2 separate regions of the Homo sapiens genome follow, and region 2 is linked to region 1. The links are chromatin contacts, found by Hi-C or POLR2A ChIA-PET in ENCODE. All regions are on one chromosome and are shown on one strand. Each heading gives the region's core, a stretch centred on a gene start or an enhancer-like site at or near the end of the contact. The rest is flanking DNA. Distances are from core to core; before and after follow the strand shown. Region 1 has its middle 28 kb from the start of GHSR. Region 2 has its middle 29 kb from the start of LINC02068.

Region 1 (6,331 bases), core at 2,659-5,158:
ATGTTTACTTAATGATAAAAATTAATGTCTAAATACTGCAGGATCTGATTATGTGTTGAGTGGATACAATAAGCTTTGTATGGGAGGGCTTTTCACAAACATCTCTAAATCTAGCCATCGCTTCCAAGATTATGTTTTAAATTGTCAATATAAACTATGATCTTATTGTTATTAAGAAAAAATCTAGTCCTTTAGTGCAAATAAATAATTAAAGTAAATAAATCTTAATTTTATATATAAAAAAGAAAAAGGGCAGTCATTAAAATCAGAAACTTCCCAAAGAACAACATGTTATGTATAGAAAGAAATCCTTAAATTACTCCCTTAGGCAAGTGGAAATGATGGACAAAAGCCCACTGCTAGTGAATAGAGTCATCTGAGTAAAAAATAGCTACAGCCACATAGAACCTCAGAGCTAAGGATGCTAAACATCTTGCAATGCAAAGGACAGCCCAAGGCTGGAAGCGGTGGTTCACACCTGTAATCCCAGCACTCATGGGAGGCCAAGGCGGGCAGATTGCTTGAGGTCAGGAGTTTGAGAAGGACAGCCCTACGTGACCAGGAATAGCTTGTCCAAAAGGCCAATAGGTCGCCATTGAGGACAAATTATTGACTTACCCAGGATTCCCCCTGTTTGGTTTCTGGTCCATATTTTTTTCCAGCACTACTGTCTTCATGAAGAAATATTATTTTATAGAAAAAAGCTCCTAACATAACCTGATGGGCAGTGTGGGGTTGGAGGAGGATACAAATATTTCTGGAGGTAGCTTACTGAGTGAGGAAAGAGTATTGAAAATTTACAAGTCAATAATATAACAGGAAATAAAACATTATCTATTTATTTTCATACTTGCTCTTGTATCAGGCCACAGCAAGTAGCTTTGCATGTGTAGGCCGATTATGTTAAAAATGATACTAAATTTTTGAAAACTATTTTTATTTTCATAGGTTTTGGGGTAACAGGTGGTATTTGGTTCCATGAGTAAGTTCTTTAGTAGTGACTTTTGAGATTTTGGTGCACCCATCACCTGAGCAGTATACACTGAACTCAATTTGTAGTCTTTTACCCCTCACCCCCTTCCCATCCTTTCCCCTCCCCGAGTCCCCAAAGTCCATTGTAAAAAATGATAGTTAATTTTAAGAAAATTCTGTCAGTAATGTTTAGGTCTCATTTCCCCCTCACCCTTTCTAATCCCTTTGCAGGCTTTTGTGATGCAGAAACAGAGTCAAGTTCAGAAAGAAATATAATTGGAAATGAGTATGTGGTCAAATTCTCCTCAATAGAGAGAAGAAAAAACAGAGATTGGAAGAAAAGGGTGAGCAAGGAGGAAAATAAGTTCAGGTTTTCAAGGAAGTTTTGTTTTGGGAATGGGAGCAACACTTTGGGAGAGATATGGAATGAGAGACAGAGCAAAGGAACCAGAAAAAAATTTTAAGAGATGTTGTGGGTTCGGCATTCATTCCCACATCATAGTCTAAGAGACATGAGTATGAAGATTGAAATCACTTTTGTTTACTTTCAGATATTAGATTGTATTCATCTGAATATCACATGGAGACTGAGACCAGGCCACAAGGCCCTGATATAAATTTGGTGACATATGTTAACTCAGTTAACTCTTTTAATGCTAGAAGTAGATAATATTCTCATTTTATAAGGGAAGAAATGGAGGCTCAGAGATGTTTTCCCCAAATTACTCAGATTTTAAGCAGTGAAATGGGTTTCTAACACAGATCTGATGCCAAATTTATGCTAATATGTTACACTAAACTGTCTTTTTTCTTTTGTCTTCTTTTTTTCTCTTTTCTTTTTTTTAAACTTTTATTTTAGGTTCAGGGGTACATGTGCAGGTTTGTTACATAGATAAACTTGTGTCATGGGGGTTTGTTATACAGATTATTTCATCACCCAGGTACTAAGCCTAGTATCTAATAGTCATTTTTTCTGCTCCTCTCTCTCCTCCCACCCTCTACCCTTGAGTAGGCCTCCATGTCTGTGGTTCCCTTCTTTATGTCCATGAGTTCTCATCATTTAGCTCCCACATATAAGTGAGAACATGCGAAGAGAGAATATTAAGGGACTTCGGTTTTGATTTAGGGGCGCAAGTGTCTCAGAAGCAGATTATGTTTGTATTCGTGTGAGTAGAGCTTAGGCTAACACTGTGGTTTTTTATTTTTTTCCCCCAGAATTACATAGAAACGCTCATCTCACCTAACCCCTTTTTCGGTTTGGACATATTCCATCCCAGTAGTAGTTTAACACTTGAGACAAACCTAAGGCCAAGACTTTTCACTGACTATAATAATTCTGTGACCTCAGTTTCTTATCTCTGTCCCCATGTCACAGGGCCACACAAGGTGTTTTGGGAATTGAGGGAGCATGCCAACAACTAACTATAGCAGAGAAAGAGTTCAATAGACGGCTCCTCCTCCTCTTCCACATGATTTTTTTTTTTTAAACAGAGTTTTGCTCTTGTTGCCCAGGCTAGAGTGCAATGGCACGATCTCAGCTCACTGAAGCCTCTGCCTCCCAGGTTCAAGCGATTCTCCTGCCTCAGCCTCCCAAGTAGCTGGGATTACAGGCATTCGCCACCACATCCTATTTTTAGGAAAGATGGGTTTTCACCATGTTAGCCAGGCTGGTCTCGAACTGCTGACCTCAGGTTATCCACCCGCCTCCGCCTCCCAAAGTGCTGGGATTACAGGGGTAAGCCACCATGCCCTGCCCACATGATTATTATTAACTCCCTGGAGTTAAAGTTGCCCCCAACCAGAAGTCTGCCCAAGTGTAAACAGCACCGCGCCCAGGTCACTCTCCAACTTTCCACTCATGTGATGAGCTTCCTGGAGCTTGGGGGAAAGAGGAGGACTCCTCTCCACCCTTCAGCCTGTACCATGGACTGTGTTGTATATCCTCCTGATCTTCATCCATTGCCTGTGCCCCTCCAGGAGGGAGAGGATTGGGAGACAAAAGGGGATGGGTTGCAGGCAGGCAGGCAGTGTGGCAAGTTTGTAGGGAAGGGAACGTGTGCAAAAAGGGGAAGCAGGCGTTGCAGAAGCAGAATGCTCATCTTCCCAATGTATCCTAAGGATGCGTTCATCTCACTTCACAGGGCAGTTAGGAGCAAGTGAGTTTCACAAGTTGAACCAAATTCTTAATGCAGAAAGGAAGCTTACTTTTAAAGAAAGACTGCTATTCATTTCTTTCTAAAATGCTCTTTTGTAATCTCTTAAATTTATCTGTTTTATTAAACTTGAGGGTTTTATACATTGATTTTTCTCAAAACAGGACGTACTTGAGCCCTGTTTTATACTTATCTATTTTAACTAGGTCATTTCCAATTTTGACGTCAATATGACTTTCTGGGAGATTTTAAGAATAAAGAGAAATCTGAAATCAAAATCAGCATGAAAGCAATTAAAATGAGGCTGTAAAACCTCTGTACCAGAGGTTTTCTTCGTCTTCTTTTCTTTTCTTTCCTTTTTTTTTTTTTTTTTTGAGACGGAGTCTTGCTCTGTCACCCAGGCTGGAGTGCAGTGGCGCGATCTCGGCTCACTGCAAGCTCCGCCTCCCTCTTTTTTTTTTTTTTTAAGCATATTGAATGCTTAGAACTTGCCAGGCCGTATCTCAGCACGTCACTCATATTAATCATTTCCTAATAACCGCTACAAGTTGGGTTTTGTTATTATCCCCATTTGAATAAATAAGGCACGGAGACACAGAGAGGATATGACATAACTACCAGAAGCCATTGGTGGCAAGATCTCAATCAGGACATGTCGGTACAATGCTCTGATTATCTCGTCTGCATCCCTGATTACTTATGGTCCAGATATAAACTACTCCTCTTCACTTTCATTTTAACCAGAATTTGAAGTCATTTTATTCTCTCTCAAGTACTTTGGGCTTTGAGGAAAATAAGGGAAACTCGCCACCTGGTGGCAGCTCATAGTGTGTGGTAACAAGGTGGCTGCCCCCTGTCTGGTTTCAAGGAGAGAGGAGAGAATGTCCCTGCCTTGCTATTCACGCCTCTCAAACAGCTGAGCTGACCTCTCCTCAAGGGCCATTGTCTTTAGAAATCCCTCGCCCTGTCTAGGTCCATTCTGATAAAAATTGGAGTAGCAGTTTTTTCTCTATGCTTCAAGTGAGGAGGTTGGATGGGACAGAGTCCAGCGATGAGAGGCCAAGACTCTCTTGACCTTATTTCATTGTCAAAAAGATCAGTATTCATGTTCTACAAGAAGGAATCCACAGTTGTCCAGAAAACTGTCCTTCAAAAATAGCCAGTCCACAGCTGCTTCCCGTATCTTAGGCTTTAGTTTCTGAAGCAGAGGAAGTAACATGCAGGCATCATCCCTTGTTAAAACAATTCATAGAATTAAAATGTTGCAGGTGAATTGAATTTTTGAACATTTAATCAGAATGATCACTTGGGTATCTTGTTTTCTTAAATACTTAATTCGCACACCACAGGGTTTGAAATGTAGGTTTTTCAAGTCTACATAGGTTCTATTCGTGATTTTCAGTTGCCTGTCAGTGAACAGGTGCCAAGTTAGCTGTATCAGAATCACTTGTGGAAATTAAAACGTAAACAAACACAGGAAGATTCCAATTCAGTAGGTCTCTGAGGAAGACTGAGCATCAGCATTTTTAAATGCTCACCAGGAGGTACTGAGAAGCAGTGTGCTTAGGAAGCCACTGTACCTGCACCACCTTTGCTGACCAGAATGGAAGCAGCAGGTAAAGAATGTTGGTGGTTAACACAAAAATTAGATACTGTTTTCACTCATCAGGCTGGCAAACAGGAACACAAATAGTAATATTTCACTCTGGTGATGATGTGGGGACCAGAGCATTCTCATTTTCTGTTGCTAGGTGTGTAATGTGCTACAAAAGATTAAGGAAGTAATCAGGGAGTTATTTATTTATTTTCATTTTTTTGTAGAGATGGGGTTTCCCTGTGTTGCCCACGCTGGTCTCAAACTCCTGGCCTCAAGTGATCCACCTGCCTCAGCCTCCCAAAATGCTTGGATTACAGATATGTGCTGTCTCAGCCAGGCCAGACAGGTATTTTTAACATCTAAAATGTTAAATTGGCCCAGAAATCCCAATTTGGAATCCAGAATGTTGAGATCAATGACAAAAATGTTTATTGTAGCATTATTTGTAGTGACAAATAATTGGGAACAATCAAATCTTGGAATAAATTATAATCTATTCATTCAATGAGTTATTATGCAGTATTTTAAAAGAACCAATTAAATCTGTATACTTTGATCTGGAAAGGAGTCTATGTACTATTAAAGGAATGAGTTGCTGAGTTTTATACACAACTGCATATGCATATACCTATATATGTATGTATATATATTTCCATTTGTAAAACAAAAAATTAATTAAGCTAGAATATTGGGAACAGGGAGAAACATATGAAAGGACACAGAGTTTTTTGGTTTTTTGGTTTTTTTTTAGATGGAGTCTCACTGGAGATTGTACTGCAACCTCTGCCTCCTGGGTTCAAGTGATTCTCCTGCCTCCGCTACCCAAGTAGCTGGGATTACAGGTGCATTGCCACCATGCCTGTCTAATTTTTCTATTTTTGAAAGAGATGGGGTTTCACCATGTTGGCCAGGCTGGTCTTGGACTCCTGACCTCAAGTGATCCACCTGCCTCAGCCTCCCAAAGTGCTGGGATTACAGACATGAGCCACTGCACCCAGCCAGGACACAGAGTTTTAATATTGGATCCTTCATGATGGGAAGGGAGTGGGGGGATTACAGATTTTTAACATTTTTCTTCATACATTTCTACATTTCACTCATAATAAAAAACATACCTTTCATGTGCAATTTATAAGATCCAATAAAGTTTTTAAAAATGTTGGTTGGACCAAAGAGTAGTGCATTACCCCCCCAAATCCCTGGTTTGGCATGCTTACCAACACTATTCAGGTAAGATTTAAACTGCAAAATTATAATGTATGTGTAAGGTGTAAAAAAAGATACTACAGAGAACCAGCCCTATGAACCCACATAAAATTAATGAATCCAACCCAATAGTCCCATGAACAGTTTTTGGGTTTTTTTTTTCTTTGGATAAACGTAGAAATAGACTTTTCTGATCTTACAGTGTGAAACTTACCTTTGTTTTATCTGAGTTCCTTCCTCGGGAAAGGACCCCCAGGCCTCTCAAACAGTATCAAAGAACTGAGACTCACCACATCATGGCATCAGGACAATGAGACTCCAGGCCCCTCATTCATTATGATTGCTTTCTTACCCCTTTCCAGTTCCTGCTTTCTCACACATAGTTACATTTCTTCCCTGCTAT
Region 2 (6,943 bases), core at 1,604-4,103, 150 kb after region 1:
GTTCACTCAAGGCCACAGGTTTGAAGCTGTAGTGCACAATGATCATGCCGATGAATAGTCACTGTGCTCCAGCTTGGGCAACATAGCCAGACATTGTCTCCAGAAAAATTTTTTTAATAAAAAATTCAAATGTTTCAGAGAGTAGCAAACTGGGGGAAAAAAGTTTTTCTTCCCTTAAGATCTCTGTTCCCAGTCCTCAGAGGTAATGAATTAACAACTTTCTGTATAACCTTTAATAATTTTCTTGATTTTTTAAAATGTTTTTGACATGGAATTTTTCTTTTGTTGCCCTGGGTGGACTGCAATGGCATGATCTCAGCCCACCACAACCTCTGCCTCCCAGGTTCAAGTGATTCTCCTGCCTCAGCCTCCTGCGTAGCTGGGATGACAGGCATGCACCACCACGCCTGGCTAATTTTGTATTTTTAGTAGAAACGGGGTTTCTCCATGTTGGTCAGGCTGGTCTTGAACTCCCAAACTCAGGTGACCCACCCACCTCGACCTCCCAAAGTGCTGGGGTTACAGGCATGAGCCACCACACCCAGCCAATCTTTAATAATTTTCATATGCACCTATAACATTTTCTTTTTTTCCATGAGCCCCAATAAAAGAAAATCAGAAAGCAGATTATCTTATCATCAATACACATCCAGGGATATATTTGACAATATCTAACATTTGACTTTGGTTTAACTCAAACCTTTTTAAATTGCCCTTCTACAGCTTTATTTTTAATAGTCCTTAGAGACAAGTAGTAGGACAAACACTGTTACTTTTATTGATTCAATATATGGTTACACTGATGTTTAAAGTCACGTCCACAGTTCTCATTGAGGTTCATTAAATAAATAGTTACGTGAAAGTTCCTGCTGTATTGCTTTAAAATAATTGAGGACATTATTCAGTAGGTCACATGTCGGGATTTTCTTTTAGAATTTATTGATAAAGAAAGATGATCAACTCTGAGAAATTAGAAGACTTCTTCCTGTTTAAAATAAAGACTGAGTCACTGACTAAATTTTCTACTTTTTGCCTTGACTGCCAGGGTCCTCAGGGCCAAACTGGAAGTTCAACCACATAAACTGATTTTTCTAGTTAGCATATTTTTGTTCATTTCCTTGGCTATGAGCCTGATATGGTTTGGCTCTGTATCCCCACCCAAATCTCATTTTTAATTGTAATCCAAATTGTAATCCCCAGGTGTTGAGGGAGCGACCTGGTGGGAGGTGATTTGATCATGGGGGTGGTTCCCCCATGCTGTTCTCATGATAATAAGGGAGTTCTCTCACAAGATCTGGTTGTTTGATAAGTGTGAGACTCTTGCCCCTTTGTGCTCTTCTCTCCCTCCTGCCACCATGTAGGATGTGCCTTGTTTCCCCTTCACCTTCTGCCATGATTGTCAGTTTCCTGAGTCCTCCCCAGCCACGCAGAACTGTGAGTCAATTAATCCTCTTTTGTTCATAAATTACCCAGTCTCAGGTATTCTTTATAGCAGTGTGAAAACACACTAATACAGAGCTACTATTTCTGTGTCACAATTTCATTATATTTTTTGTTTAATTATAAGCTGTTTCAAGTATTTGGGGGGAGTAAGAAAGAGGTTTAGATAAAATGACTTTTAAGATGGGGAACACAAAACCCCAATAAAAACTTAAATTTACCGAGATATTTACTGGCAGAGCTGGAACTGGGATTACAGTTTCCCAAATTTTAGTTCATGATATTTCCTCTCTTCTACATGAAATGAATGGTGAGGTTTTCCTTCTTAATCATTTTATGTCTGTTTTTAAAAATATGGCAGTTCCACAAACATCGTGGCTGGATGTTGTTTGCTGGAACCTGTGCCCCAGCTTTTGAAGGCCACCCCTCCCTGCCTTATTTGTTGTTTTCAAAGGCAGTTTTTCTATAATGCAGTGCTGGGTGCCTGGGGTTTGCCAGCAAACAGAATGAAAAGATAAAGGTCGTATATTTCCTGCTACACTAAACGGTCCCTCAAAAATGCAGACCACCACTGTTCTGTCAGCCTTTCTGCAAAGGGATGGCAAATATCTACCTTGAATAAAAGCATGTTAAAAAAAAATAAAACACTTTGGCAAGCAGAGAGGTGAGTCATATTTCAACAAAGGATTAATGCAAGTCCTGTTTTGTTTGTTTTGAGAACTCAGTCATTTTTTTAATCAGGTAGTTATGAGAATTTTCAATTCTATTTTATAAAAAACAACCCAACTTAATCCTGTGATGAACTATGACTTTTATTGACCTTTTACAAAAAGTACAAGAAAGCTATTGATAAATCTTTTCTTTCTTTTTTGTAAAAAAAAAAAAAGAAAAGAAAAGAAAAGAAAAAGAATCCAGATGAAACACAAAACACAAACCGCAGTGTATGGGATGGCGAACGTCGTTGACTTTCAAGGCGCCCTCTACTGGCAATGGCTTTAAATTTTTAAATGTCTATTATATTATAGGCTTTGGAATTTCACTCTTTAACCAAATAAGATTTTCAATACATTAGTAGAAAGAAAACTCATGCAGGAAAGAAAGCCCCAGATATTTTATCTCAGGAATATAAATAAGCGAATATATACAAAAGTATCAGGCATTATTTTACATATCCTGAAAACTATGCGTTGTTAATAGGAAGAAGAATGATACAGTTGGTTGTTCATCAAAGATTTATTGAGCGCTTATAAGAGGCACCATGTCAGGCATTGGGGTCACAGAGGTGAGGCTGACGTGACCCCCACATCAAGGGTCCTAGTCTTGTGAGGGAGTCAGACCTACCTGCAGACAATTACCATGTCATGTGTGGAGTGCAGTGTGAGACCCGAGGAACGACCCCTAAATCCTCCTGAGAAAGGAGTTAGGAAAGGCTCCTGGAGGAGGCTGGCAAAGAAATACAAGAACAGTGAAAAGCACTCTAAGGAGAAGGAAGGGTGTTCGGTAAGAGAACATGGCGCATGTGCGGAACACGAACAGAACCGCGGTAATAAGTTCCGGGTTGGCTAGCTGTACCACAGCACGATGTGCAGGGACGGCCAGGAGAGGATGCTACAGAGCAGCAGCTCTCAAACTTTTCAGTCTCAGGACTTTACAATCTTAAACATTATTGAGGACCCTTCCCCCTCCCCCACGAAGAGCTTTTGTTTATGTGGGCTTCATTTATTGATGTTTACTTTTTTTTTTTTTTTTTTTTTTTTTGAGACGGAGTCTCGCTCTGTCGCCCAGGCTGGAGTGCAGTGGTGTGATCTCGGCTCACTGCAAGCTCCGCCTCCCAGGTTCACGCCATTCTCCTGCCTCAGCCTCCAGAGTAGCTGGGACTACAGGCGCCCGCCAGCACGCCCGGCTGATTTTTTGTATTTTTAGTAGAGACGGGGTTTCACCCTGTTAGCCAGGATGGTCTCGATGTCCTGACCTCGTGATCTACCCGCCTCGGCCTCCCAAAGTGCTGGGATTACAGGCGTGAGCCATCGCGCCCGGCCGATGTTTATTTACTTTTAAGAAACTGTTGGATGGGCATGGTAGCATGCACCTGTAGTCCCAGCTACTTAGGAGGCTGAGGTGGAAGGATCACTTGAGCCTGGGTGGTCGAGGCTGTTTGCCAAGATTGTGGCACTGCATGCTCCAGCCTGGGTAACAGAACAAGACCCTGAGGAAAACAAACAAAAAAAGAAGGAAGGAAGGGAGGGAGGGAGGGAGACTAAAGCTGATAAATTTGAAATGTAGTTATTAATGTATTTAATTACATGTTATCTTAAGCTCTATTTTACGAAAGAAATCCTGAATTTTTCAAATACAAATTAGTGAAAAATGTGGCGTTGTATTATATTTTTACAAGTATCTTTTTTTTTTTTTTTTTTTTTTTTTGAGACGGAGTCTCGCTCTGTCGCCAGGCTGGAGTGCAGTGGCGCGATCTCGGCTCACTGCAACCTCCGCCTCCTGAGTTCAAGTGATTCTCCTGCCTCAGTCTCCCGAGTAGCTGGGACTCCAGGTGCGCGCTACCACGCCCAGCTAATTTTTGTATTTTTAGTAGAGACGTGGTTTCACCATGTTGGCCAGGCTGGTCTTGTACTCCTGACTTCAGATGATCCACCCACCTCGGCCTCCCAAAGTGCTGAGATTACAGGCGTGAGCCACCACGCCCGGGCCTACAAATCTCTTTAATGTCTAGCTTAACTAGAGACAGCTGGATTCTCACACCTGCTTCTGCCTTGGATCTGTTGCAACATCACATGTCTGTAGCTGCTGGAGGACTCCGCTGTGCACTCATGAAAGAAAAAGTGACAAAGGCAAATAACATAGTATTATGAAAATAGTTTTGATTTTGTGGGCCCCCAAGGGGTCCCCAGACCACACGTAAGGAACTACTGCTGCAGAGGTGGGCAGGGGCAAGGTCACGAGGGAGAGCCGGGCACATAACATTAAGTGGCTTGAAACCTGCCAGTAGGCAACAGGACTTGAAGCTGAGAAGTATCTTGTCAGGTGTGAGTTTTAATTCATCGTTTTTGCAGCTGTGGAGGGGATACATTTGAGGAACATGAAACTGAGGGAGACAAGTAGTTAGGGAGTTATTGCAATTGTTTGGGCAAGAAGTGATGACTCAAGTAAAACAGTGTGTCCAGGGATGGAAAAAAAAGGGAATGGTGTTGGGAAATATTTAGGAAGTAAAACTGATTGGGCTTGGTGATTGATTGAAAGTTGAAGGACTGGAGGAAATAAATAAAACTTATAATTCTAGCTTGAGTAACTAGAGACCTAAGAGAAGGTGATACAATCAAATGACATAGGGACCATATAATGCAATGGCACTTCAGGGAAGAAGGTAATGCATTTAGATTGAGGCTTGCTGCCCTGGTAGGCCTAAGGATGGCTCAGGAGAGACATCTGGAAGGAGGGTGAATGTATAAATCTCAATCTTGTGCATGAGCATATTTACCATAAAACTTGAGTTTAGGGCCCTTTATCTGAATAAGCCCCTTTTATAGGTACACAAGATGTTGCTTTTTAAAAACACACATAGGTAAAAATACTTTTTAACTGCAGTTAGTATCACTGACTCTTCCCACCACAACTTCTCCTCCATTGTGATTCTCCACGTTAGATGGCTTGGAATGGCTACAGGCATTTTGGGGATCCGCTAAGGAAAAATTGAGCTGGGGATACATTTAGCTTGAGTTTAGAAGGATATATTTATTATATGCAGCTGCTTCAGTTAAGTTATTGCTGACTTATCCAGGAGAGGAACAGCTTCCAGGAATATCCCATTCTATACTCTGCTGAAGTGGAGGGCGTATGTATTGCAATATGAACTTATTCAATAGCACTAAGCAAAATAAATTTCAGCAGAGTGGAGCAAAAACAATGTTAGAAATGTTTGGGGTCAGAGTCAATCTGTGAAAAATTCTCTCAATCATCAGACATAAAAAATGTAAAGAGAATTTTGTTCTTTTCAATGACTAATCAAAATGGAATTCTCCTCTGGAAAGAATTGTGGTGCAATAAAGATGGCTATAGGCTGGGCACAGTGGCTCATGCCTGTAATCCCAGCAGTTTGGGAGGCTGACATGAGTGGATCACAAGGTCAGGAGTTCAAGACCAGACTGGCCAACATGGTGAAACCCCACCTCTACTAAAGATACAAAAATTAGCTGGGCGTGCTGGCGCATGCCTGTAGTCCCAGCTACTCGGGAGGCTGAGGCAGGAGAATTGCTTGAATCCAGTAGGCAAAGGTTGCAGTGAGCTGAGATTGCGCCACTGCACTCCAGCCTGGGTGACAGAGTAAGACTCTGTCTCAAAAAAAAAAAAAAAAAAAAGGCTATAAACTCTTAATCACACCCTCCATTGTGTGATGGTGTCTGTCTCCCCTCTCCTTAAATCTGGGCTGGTCCTATAATTTGCTTTGACCAACTGAATATGGTGGAAGTGATGTTGAATAACTTCCAAATCTGGACCTTAGAAGACACAAAGCTTTTTGCTTTTGCATATTGAGAATGTTCTATCTTGGAATCCAGATGCCATGCTTTTAGTATTACAATTCAGAAGGGAAAGCCATGTAAAGGAGATCCAAGGCAGTCAACCAACAGCCAGCACCACTGCCAGCCTCGTAGTGAGCCATCATGGAGGTTCTAGCTCAGTGGGACCCTGAAGTTTGTAGTCACAGGCAACATCAAGTTTAGCAGATGGTCCGCCAAGCTAAGCTCAGTCCACCCAGAATTCTGAGACAACAAATGACTGTTTTAAATTGCAAGTTGCATAATAATTTGTTGCTTGGCAATAGATAACCAAAACCCTATTGCATCATGTATAATTTTAAACTCTCCTTTGGTGTATGTGGTGTGTGTGTACACACACAAAAATTTTTCTTTAATGGAAATCACATGAAGTAGAATTTTGTGATGTTGATATTTGTCAACTTCTAAAACTATGGACAATTCAGTGTTTGGGCCAGAAGGAAAATAAAAGTCAAAGGGGAGTTTTTTGTTGAGAGGACAAATTTGACTGTATTTATAGAGCTAAGAGGAAGGAGTGAGTAGAAACGGAGAGTTAAAGGTACAGGACAGAAGGGAGGTACTTTAGCAAGTCCTTGAGTGAGACAATAATGAATTGGATTAAGGACACAAATAGAAACACTGGCTTTATCCAGAAGGAAGTTAACTTCATTCTGTGAGACTGGTGGAAATGACGTAAGCAGGAGAGTTGTTACTCAGCTTAGTAAACCATTTATCTTAAAGTACAATACTTAAAATAACGTTAACCTGCAGCTAAGCAAAATAAGTATTATTTCTTGATTTCATGAATTTAACTGGAATGAAAAACATTTTCTCTATTAAAAAAATAATGAAAACAAAAAGGGAAAACCACATCTTAAAAGTGGTAGATTGCTGTTGGCCGGGCGCAGTGGCTCACGCCTGTAATCCCAACACTTTGGGAGACTGAGGCAGGTGGA

What was found. Hi-C counts contacts between places; a loop is a spot of excess contacts on that map. ChIA-PET counts read pairs that join two places held with the same protein, here RNA polymerase II (POLR2A). Pooled maps may share reads with other maps.
Region 2: a loop to region 1 is called in a pooled map, with 4 times the contacts of the local background. The contact joins two enhancer-like sites. A Hi-C loop is called at or near these places in 4 of 168 maps with a recorded cell type or tissue (B cell, CD4-positive, alpha-beta memory T cell, left cardiac atrium and 1 more), 3 of 37 single-sample maps with no recorded cell type and 13 of 50 pooled maps. POLR2A ChIA-PET finds 5 or more read pairs at or near these places in 8 of 52 experiments (A549, CD8-positive, alpha-beta memory T cell, IMR-90 and 5 more).

What each region holds. Positions count from the first base shown.
Region 1 is chr3:172,473,548-172,479,878 of GRCh38, forward strand. No RefSeq gene overlaps it. Among named protein-coding and RNA genes, the nearest start is that of GHSR, 28 kb to the left of the region's middle. Within about 2 kb of position 3,909, at least 18 of the 41 ENCODE cell types and tissues checked have a DNase peak (open chromatin) inside an H3K27ac peak, as active enhancers do; they include PC-9, where a contact is called at or near this core.
Region 2 is chr3:172,621,003-172,627,945 of GRCh38, forward strand. No RefSeq gene overlaps it. Among named protein-coding and RNA genes, the nearest start is that of LINC02068, 29 kb to the left of the region's middle. Within about 2 kb of position 2,854, at least 7 of the 41 ENCODE cell types and tissues checked have a DNase peak (open chromatin) inside an H3K27ac peak, as active enhancers do; they include PC-9, where a contact is called at or near this core.